Regions from separate parts of the Homo sapiens genome. Here region 2 is linked to region 1. The links are chromatin contacts, found by Hi-C or POLR2A ChIA-PET in ENCODE. All regions are on one chromosome and are shown on one strand. Each heading gives the region's core, a stretch centred on a gene start or an enhancer-like site at or near the end of the contact. The rest is flanking DNA. Distances are from core to core; before and after follow the strand shown. Region 1 holds the start of FREM1 (FRAS1 related extracellular matrix 1). Region 2 has its middle 51 kb from the start of FREM1.

What was found. A loop is a pair of places that touch in the nucleus more often than their neighbours do. ChIA-PET counts read pairs that join two places held with the same protein, here RNA polymerase II (POLR2A).
Region 2: a loop to region 1 is called in a map of left cardiac atrium, with 5 times the contacts of the local background. The contact joins the enhancer-like site here to the promoter of FREM1 in region 1. A Hi-C loop is called at or near these places in 2 of 168 maps with a recorded cell type or tissue (HepG2 and left cardiac atrium). POLR2A ChIA-PET finds 5 or more read pairs at or near these places in 1 of 52 experiments (Caco-2).

Annotation. Positions count from the first base shown.
Region 1 is chr9:14,906,877-14,912,026 of GRCh38, forward strand. FREM1 (FRAS1 related extracellular matrix 1) reads right to left here and starts at 3,552. Exons shown (of 37, transcript NM_001379081.2): 1 at 3,038-3,552. RefSeq lists enhancers at 326-866, 1,816-2,317.
Region 2 is chr9:14,958,302-14,963,605 of GRCh38, forward strand. No RefSeq gene overlaps it. Among named protein-coding and RNA genes, the nearest start is that of FREM1, 51 kb to the left of the region's middle. Within about 2 kb of position 4,055, at least 4 of the 41 ENCODE cell types and tissues checked have a DNase peak (open chromatin) inside an H3K27ac peak, as active enhancers do.

The DNA.
Region 1 (5,150 bases), core at 2,302-4,801:
ATCTGTCCTTTGTTGCTGGGGAGCCAGATAAGAAAGTTTCAAGGATAAACCTGAGAGTGAAAAGTGACATGCAATCTTAGCAGCCTTTGGATGATGCACAAAAAGAGCATTTTGGGCATCATTTTTTAATACACATTTTCCCCAAATATCATCACCTCCATAAATAGGCAGGTTTAAGGGAGAAACCAAAAACTATTTTTGGCTTCTGTAAAAACTTACCCATGAGAGGCAAAGAACATTTGTTTAAAAATATTCTAACTTAGCAAGATCCCTGTCCTCCAGTCAATAGTTTTCCACTCAAACATATTATCTTCAGACAGCTAGAGGCTATGTTGTCAAAAAGCACATAAATCACACCTATAATTTCTTATCTTGATGGCCAAGTTTTAGAGCCCTTTGAAATGGTGCCCCAGTCACTGCAGTGAGAGAAGCTGCATTACAGACAAAATATAGTATAGACAGTATTTCATTAGGGAGTGGGTTTTGCTTTGTTTTTTGTTTCGCTCGGCCCCTCAAAGATGTCTGTTTAAGCCTCTCACCTGGTAGCACAAAAGCTGTTGAATCACTTGAATGAAAGGGTCAGGTTGCAAGCTGTGCATGTGTGGAAGCTGTCAAGCCCTGTTCAGACCACCCAGCTCTCCAAAGGAGTAGCGACATCAGATTCAGACAAGATAAGAGGCTGCCCTCCTATGTAACCTGGCGCAGGGAAACAGCCTTTCCAGGGAGTTACGGGATCCCATTGTAAGGAATGGCTACATGCCCTGAAAAGATTACACTTGTCTAACTCAATATTCCTGTGGTCATGGTGCTTTGTGAGAGAAAAAAATACATCTGAAAATTTTTGAAGAAAAGCAATTAGCGAAATCTTTAGGCCTATTCTCAGAGTAAATGCTGAAAAGCTCTCATAGCCCATATCTGTGTTTAGAAGACTGAGTCATATCCATCAATGTCAGAATATCAGAGCTAGGAAGATACCAAAACTCATTTAATTCAACTTATTTTACTGATGAGGAAGTGAAGCTTTGAGGGGTTAGATGGCTCTTCCAAGGCTGGTTAGCAACAACTAAGATTTGAAACACCATGAGGACAAGGACCCTGCCTGTGCATGCCATCCCCAGTGGGCATTCTGAAATCCTTAAAAACTATCACAGAGCCTGGCATGTAGCAGGTGCACCTAAATGTTTGGAATGAGGAAAGAAAAGAAAGCAAGGGGCTCTGATGGCCATGTCCAGTTTTCTTTTTAATATAAATATTAAACGCCAGAAAATGCAAGGATGGGGATGGAAGCTGAGCTCTGACTTTCACATATTGTGAAATGAGAATTTTAACACCATGGAAGAATCATTTTCTGTTTCTTCTCATCCCTGTGGGATGGTCCAATCCAAAAATCATTTTCTAGGAATGAGGCTCCTGAACCATTCCATGAAATCAAGCTCAGTTTACCCAAACTCAGCCTCGCCCAACCCCTACAGCCCAGCAGCCCCAGGAGGCTGGGAAAGAATTAAGAACAGTCCTGGGTTTAAAGTTTCCAAAACAAACATTGCTTAGCCATGCGGGGGCAGATCAGGCCATATAGCCCAACATGTGAAAGCAGGGAACATGGTAGTCAGGTCCCTTTGCCCAACTCCTTTTTTCCCTCGTGGGAATGAAAAGGCAGAGATGAAAAGGGAAGCAAGAAAAAAAAAAGATGAGGTTGGTGGAAAACTGATTAAAAAGCCCTGGTTTGCCAGCCAAGCATGCAAAACCATGTTGCACATTAAGTTATGCTCAACAACAGCTCAAACTCAGGTTTCTTATTTAGATATAAGGTTTAATATTAACCAAGTACATGACAAGAATTTCATGTCAAGGACAATGTAGAGCAATGTTTACCCAAGTGTGACCCACCTGCTTCAGAATCACCTGGGAAGATTCCTGGCACCACTCCAGGTCTAAAATCCTTTGGGCCTGGGAACTGAGAACCTGCCTTTCACCAAGCAAATGGGGGTTCTTACACACAGTCAGTTTTGAGAATGCCTGATGGAGAGAAACAGCAAAGTTTCCTAGAGCTGCACTGAAGGCACCTTTATCAAATGTAAGCAGGGGGCTGAGGCACAGCTCTTCAAGCTTTACCTAGAGTCAGGAACAGCGGGTGTCAGTTTTCCAGAGCAGAAACCTGAAGAGCATTCGAATCACTAGCTCTGTTCTGTGAAGCAGCACCACAGAGGTTAATCTCTCCAGTAAGATTCCCAGGCTATAAACACCAATTGGCTCCCAGAAATGCTCTTTTTAAGCTTTGTAATGCACACCAAGCAACAAGACTGGGTGCAATAGTTTAAAAAAAAATCAGAAACTAAAATTAAATACCTTAAAAACAATAAACAATTTCCATAAGCCAAAAATTGTTTCCTGGATTTCAAAATAAAATGAAAAGAAACTCTTTACAACAGCACCAAAGTCTCTGGACCAAATCTCAGTACTGAGCAGAGAGAGCCTAAAAATCAGTCCAAAAACTTCAGAACAAGGCCATTTCTTTGCCTCCCCAGCACTATCTCTCTTCCCCACAATGAAACAGAAATCATGTTTTTGAAAATATGTCTCCAAATATAACTAAACTTAAGCAAAGGTATCCAGACATTATCTCATCCAAATTTCTCTATGTTTGTACCATGAGGATATTATCTGTTCTGTTCATTTTTGTGTCTTTTCCCTTTGCCATTTCATTTAGCTGAGAAGAAACATTCTAATTTCAGAGGAAACAATTACACAGTTAAAAAATGGTTATTTCATTGGCAAGTGCCAGCACGGATGGACTGAGAAGAGTTAGAAATTTGTGTCACGTAATAAAAAGAATCTCAGTTTTGGCATTTGGTTTGTTAACACTGCAAGTTGCCATCTTCTGAGTTAACAGGAGAGTTAAACTTTTGCAAGCCTACTCTTGCAGATGCTTTGCATTGTTACTTGGCATTAATGATATCACACAAACAATCTCTGGGGCATTCTGCTAACAGAACATTCACAGTCACAATGAAAAGAAACACATAAAACAGATACTTACAGGTAGTGGTTTTCCTTTCCAAGACAAAAAGTTAGAAACCCTTGGAACTGGCGGGCAGGATAAGAGTCACTGACACAGCAATCTGGTTTAAAGGGCTTTGAGAGGAAGGGGGAGGAAAAAGAACCCCGGGAAGGAAGAGAGCTGAAATTCCAGTCTTTCAGGTCAGCTGTGTTTGAGATTTCTTTTTACTAAAAATCCATTAACCCACCTCACAGAAAATACAGAATTGAAGTTCACATACACACTCCACTTTCTTTGCTGGTCTTCTCCAAGGCAGCTGCTGCAGCTTTGCAAACTTCCTGAGCGCCAAGCCTCAGGACTCCCTGTGAGAAGGGCATGATAAAGATGCCTTCTACTGTTTACACAGAGCCCGACCTCCCTGGCGGACAGCCACCGCTAGCCCCGTGCCTTCTGCTGGTTGGGTCCGCAGGGACAAAACTGAGCTTTTGTTAATGAGGTCGGTTGCCTCTTCCCAGTCTCTTCCCAGCTTCCTTTCTCACTACTAGTTTTGTACTAACTGCTCCGCCACTCGCCGAGCCAGAGCAGCCTCTCCCGCCTGCAGCACACAGGCACACACACACTCAGACACAGGCACACACACATTCACAAATGGGCACACAGTCACATACAGACACACCCACTCACAGAGGTACACACACAGGCACACATACAAACACGATAGACACACAATCACCACACACAGACACATACACAGGCAAATGCCTTCACATGCATGCACACATAGTGACCCACCCCACACATGTGCATGCATTCTCACGCATGCTCCACACACACACGGGGGCACACACATACGCACAGGCCGCACATGCCCACACCCACACATGTACATACTCACACAGACTCTTCCAACACACTTTTTTTCTGCCCTTCTTTTCTTCCAACACATTCCCATCTTCAAAGGTTTTTATTTAAATTTAGATGAGAAGCCCAGCATTCAGAAGGGACAGGGCCCGTTTTAACTTTTGTCATGGCATTTAAGGGAAAAGATAGGATGGAACTAGATCCTAAGGTGCTGTTTTTAAGTACCACCTTAGTTCTTCCATTTGTAAGGCTTTTTGTGTGTCTGGCTCTTTTCGAAAACCCATAAAAATCCCATTAATCTGATCCATTTGCATATAGTGCGTGATCCCAATAATGCAGATATATCACTGGCCAAGAACTGTCCTCTCAACAGAGATTCACATAGTTAACTTGTCAGTATTCAGTGGTCTGTGAAAGTCTTAATCCTTAACAACTGTTTAATAAAATGCTTTCCTGTATTTTATTCCCACCAGGAAAAAAAAAGATAATGGCCTACCATCTGGCCTTCTAAATTAACCATAAAGAGAGAATTTGAAGTATTAACTCACTTTGGGGGAACTGTTTATATTAAGACATGTCTGGCTATCCTAAACCTTTGCCAAAAATATAGAACACTGTGAATCCAATTCAACCTAGATGTGGTTTCCCGTAACAAGGTCACAACACCATATGCCTTTCTTTGGAAGCCATAAGGAAAAGAGAGAGGAAAATGAAAAAGGAGAAGAAAATTACATGAGGAAGGAAGAAAGAAAAGAGAAAAATGTAAAGAAGAAAAGAATGCATAAGAAGGGAGAAAAAAATTATGTATTTTAAAAACATGCTTTGTGGTTACTTTAGCAATGAATGGTGCATATACACTTACTCAAAGTCATCGGAGATTTCAAATCTTCAAGAATTTCTTGATTCATTTTATTTGCTCTGAGAATAAGTAGGTGAAAGTTAAGAATCACTAAGCTCTTTATAAGTGAACAGATATTATTTACTAAACACAGTTATTATTAAATAAATATAGTGACAATGTGTGAGTCATATATTAATCCTGAAAAGGCAAGAAATAAAGCCTTAATAATGACAGTTAAGAAACACAGCATAATAGACAATTTTATTCCCCAACTGATTTTCAAAATTGCCCAGGTTGTGAATATCTTACCTGCAAAGAAATGAAGATGGTTTTAGAAGCTGTTAGTTGAGACTCGGATTCCATTTGACAAAGGAATTGTATACTATGTACAAACGGTTGCATCAACATGCTTATTCTAACATCTAAATAAGGTTTATAGATTAGTCTAGA
Region 2 (5,304 bases), core at 2,805-5,304, 52 kb after region 1:
GGGAGTGGCTCAGGACTCAGTCCTACGCCTACTCCTTTTCTTACACTACCCTGTGCATAGAGAATTCCATCTAATCCCATAATTTTAAATAAATATGCCAATGCCTCCAAAAGTTCTATCTCCAGTCCTGATCCTCTGGGCTCCAGAACAATCTACAACTGCCCATTTAACATTTCCACGACTATATCTGAGAGATATCTCAAACTTTAGATGTCCATAACAGAACTCTTAATTTTCCAAGTCTTCCCCCAATGTTCACCCAACCAAGCCACTCCCCAGCCTTTCCTCAGATGCTACGGCCTCTCCCCAGTTTCTCAAGCCTGAAGTCTGAATCATTCTTGACGCCCTTCTTTTCCTACTCCCTACATCTAACTCAACTTCATATCGTGTTGATTTAAAATCCAAAACATATTTTAAAATCTGTCAACTTCTTTCCATCTTATATCTTGTAAATGGTCTCCTTGCACCCATTCCTGTCCCTTCTCATACATTTCCACACATCAGCCAGGTTATCTTTAAAAACCATCTGACTACATTAGTCCTCTGCTCATCCTTGTATTCCACATGGAATATTAATTCCTTACCACTACAGCCTTTCATGATGTGGTTCTATCTGCCTCTCTAACTTCCCTGTGGCTCCCTGCACTCTGGCTTCATGGGGTGCACTGCAGGAAAGCTAAGAACCACATTTCCCCCAATCCTCCTTGCAGCTAGAGACCAGCATGTGATTTAATTCTGCCAGTTAGAAGCACCTGTCTGAGACTTAGCTTTGGGCCTGAGTTTAGTAGGGGAAAGAGAGAGACAAGATGATGTGTACATTTTGTTGACCAGAATCAGTGTGGATCTGCAGTCATTGGCTTCCAGATTTGGTGGTTTGCTGCAGTATTAGCAGCTTTCCCAATCACAGAAGAAACAGTATGGTTCCAGGAAATGCTAAGAGCAGATTTTCTGGAAGCTCTGCCTACACTCTCAGCTTTAGGGTTTCCCCTCCTGCTCTTGCAATGGCTTAGTAAACCACTGAGTACCTGATAAATCTCTTCTTCCTGAAACTAGCTAAAATGGCTTCTATTTCTGCAATTGAACTCTAACAGATGAACTGACAGACTGAGTTATTTAACTGAACTAAGACTATGGTTTAGAAAGTAAAGTTTTTTGATCATTCTGCATGAATTTGAACCCCCATTCCAATACTTACACACTATATGACCTTAGATAAATTGCTTAATCTCTCCAGCTTCAGCTTTACTCATTTGTAGAATAGGAATAAAAATAGTATTTTGGCCCAGGCATAGTGGCCCACACCTGTAATTCCAGCACTTTGGGAGGCAGAGGTGGGATAATTGCTTGAGGCCAAGAGTTTTGAGACCAGCCTGGGCAACATAGTGAGACCCTATCTCTGCAAAATATTTAATTTTAAAAATTAACTGGGCATGGTGGTGTGCACCTGTATTCCTGGCTACTTGGGGTGCTGAGATGGAAAGATCACTTGAGCCCAGGACTTGGAGGCTGCAGTGAGCTATGATTGTACCATAGCACTCTAGCCTGGGTGACAGAATAAGACCCTGTTTCTAAAAAAGCATAACATTTACCCCAGAAAGTGTTTGAGGATTAAATGACATAATAATGGTAAAGCACTTAATATAGTATCTGGCATATAATAAGAGTTCACTAAATGTTAACTTTTATAATTACTATGATTAAGTATTATTATTTCCTTACCCTGGCCCTTGCAATTTGCTCTTCCTTATGCTGGGAGTGTTTTTCTGTCTGAACTACCCCAAGTTTACTCCTACTTATCCTTCAAGTTTCAGTTTATCTAGCACTTACCCAAAAATTACTTTCTTGGTCCATTTCAACTATACCACCCCCACTAGTTTTTTCTCATAATGGCGTTTTTCCCTCAGAGAACTCATGAAGATTTGCGATCATGTATTTTTTTGTATGTTCGTGTATCTACTGCTAATTCCCCCATGGAGCTACAAGTTTCAGGAAGAGGAGTCATGACTGCATGTGCCCCATCAGGTGCCAGCACCCAGCTTGACATTTTGCTCCATACGTAAAGGACCTCAGTAAATGCTTTTCAGATGAATGGCCCAGCCCTCCTGGTGGCAAATATAACAGAAATTGCTAATGATACAGAGAAATGCATCACCAACACATTCTAACATAAAGAACACAGGTTTTCTTTGCCATGAAACAGCCCAAAATAAACTCAAGGAACTATCTGTAAATATTCTTTATAATATTAAGCTACCTGTTGATAGTACTCTACAGTTTTCCAAGCCCTGTTACATGTATGTATGTATGTATGTATGTATGTATGTATGTATGTATGTATTTTGAGACAAGGTCTCACTCTGTTGCTCTGGCTGGAGTGCAGTAGTATGGTCACAGCTTACTGTAGCCTCAACCTCTTGGGTTCAGGTGATCCTCCCGCCTCAGCCACCCAAGTAGCTGAGACTACAGGCACATGCCACCACGCCTGGCTAATGTTTTTCATTTTCAGTAGAGACAAGGTCTTGCCACGTTTCCCAGGCTGAACTTGGCTCAAGCGGTCCTCTTGTCTCAGCCTCCCAAAGTGCTGAGATTACAGGTGTGAGCCACTGCACTTGGGCAGATATATTAATTCTTTTAATACTTATGACAAACCAATTACCTTTTGATTTCATCTTACAGAAAACGAAATGGAATCTCCAAAGGGTGTGAATCATGCCTAACATAACACAAATAGGAAGCAGCACATTTCATGAATCACCGACCCTGGCTTTGCCACTTTTTGCTGTGTGGCCTTGGGCAAATTGCTCAACTTCTCTGAGATGTTTTCCTCATCTGTGAAAAGGAAATAATAATAATACTTTTGTTGTGAAGATTAAAGATTATACGTAGAACATCTGAGATGTGCACTGGGTAAACAACAGAGAACCCAGATGTTATCATTATCATCATCATTGTTACATCGCTCAGTTTCACTCAGCAAGATGGCAAATCAGGTTTCTCTGAGGCAGGAGAATAGGATCTGGAGGCAGGGAACCTAAGGCCATTTCACACAGACTTCCTAGAACCAAATTGAAAGGAAAACCCTTACTTTCCATGCCTAAGTAATAAAAGGACAAGAGGCTACTCCCTTTGCAAACCCCCACCTTTGCTCCGCAGCAAATGGGAAATTGGCTGTCCACAACCAATCAGACTGACGGCAGGCCAACTCTTCGTTTGCATAGAAGTGCAGCTTTGTAACTTCACCTTACCCTGTGATTGATTGCTTTTTGCAGCCAATCAGATGTTTGCACAGGAGTGTGACCTTTGTAACTTTAATTCAGCCTCTCATTGGTTGCTTTGCACAACCAATCAGACTGACTGCGGGCCACCACTTCATCTACATGAGGTGACCACCAAGGGGCCAATGGGAAACCTGTAGAGGGTGTTTGAAGCCGAGAAGATGCTGTATCTTGGACCTTGAGCCACTGCTCAGGCCTTCTGCCACACTGTGGAGTGTACTTTCATTTTCAGTAAGTCCCTGCTTTCTTCTTTCATTGCTTCCTTCTTCCTTTGCTTTGCTGGGTGTTTTGTCCAATTCTTTGTTCAAAACACTAAGAACCTGGACAACTCGCAGTCAAGATCCTCTAATGGTAACATCTCCACAAGATCTTTAGATTCTAGACCATTGAAACCTTAGAATGACATGCATCCTTCACTTTGTTAACTGACAGAGTTAGTCCCCACATATCCAGCACAGATACACAAATCAGCTTGTTTCATCTCTGCAATTCGATTTTCACTCCTTGATTGTAGGGACTAGAAAGCCTCATTTTTCTAGGGTGCTTTGGATGTAGGTTTTGATTATTTATCAATGAATGAGTAATAAACAAGAAAAAAAATTGCTATGGACAGGAAGTCCAAAGAGCTTCAAAAAACCAGTCCTATTTCAGAAAGATTTCCATAAGGGAGATGATCCAAATCAGAGCCAAAGGTCCTGGGCCCCACGCTCAGAACTTTTTAAGCCTTAGGCCAGAAGAACCAAATAGTCCTGTGTTCTGTTTCTGGGGAGAAATCAACTCTCTGATGAGTACACTGTTAGGCAGAGTGCCACAAACAACAATTGCGGTTTTTGCTGTCACTCAGACTGACCTGGTTAAACCATTATGGAGCAGGTATGACTAGCACAGGGAACTCAGTGAAGAGAGGACAGGTGGCAAAAATTAGGAGACCAGGTAATAGGAGTGAATCCAGAGGTTCCCATTTTCAGCATCCTCTAGATACCATCTGCTATAACCACAAATAAATTGTACACAACAAATGCTTTCAAAGGGATTATGAGTGTTCCCGGTTCCTCCCCCAGGACTATGACTTCAACATCTTGAATATCCATATTAATAAGGATCCCTGGTTTTAATTCTACAAGATTGACCACAATATTTCCTGTTTGCAGCTCAGCTGAACACAATGGATGGGATTCAGAACTCCTACTCCCCCACGATACCATGTCTCAGGGCTTGAAGGGGCTTCCCATTGAGGTCCCAGGCCATTGTGTTTCCACACTGACAAGTGAAAACCCCTTCACAGTAGAAAGACTACTCAGAAATGGTGGAAGGCAGGGAATTTGTCACCTACATTATGACCTTAAACCAATCTCTGCTGTATTGCTTCAGAATTTCATATCTTAATCACAAAAATGCCAGCTTCTATGCTGCGAAATCAGTTAATGACTTAACATAAAAACAGCCTTACATTTTGCCAAGCACTATGCTAGATTTCAAGGAAATTAACTCCTTAATCTTTATCACAACCAAGTGAAGTAGGTACTATAATTATCTCTATTTTACAGATGACAAAATAGAGGCTTAGAAAAGTTAAGTAACTTTTTGGAGGTCACACAGCTAGTTAGCAACAGAAAGAATACTCAAACTCAGGTCAATCTGACCTCAAAACTATCCTTAGTAGATTTCTATACAAGGTTCTCTCATTTCCCTAGGCCACACTGGGGAGGGTCTGCAGCTTCACTCCTGAAGCCAGCGAGACCAGAGACCCATCGGTAGGAATGAACAACTCAGGACACACCACCTTTAAGAACTGTAACACTCACTGCGAAGGTCTGCAGCTTCACTCCTGGAGCCAGCAAGACCACAAATCCACCGGGAGGAAGGAACAACTCAGGATGCACCACCTTTAAGAGCTGTAACAATCACGGCAAAGGTCTGTGGCTTCACTCCTGAGGCCAGCAAGACCATGAACTCACCAGAAGGAAGAAACTCCGGACACATCTGAACATCTGAAGGAACAACCTCCAGACACACCATCTTTAAGAAC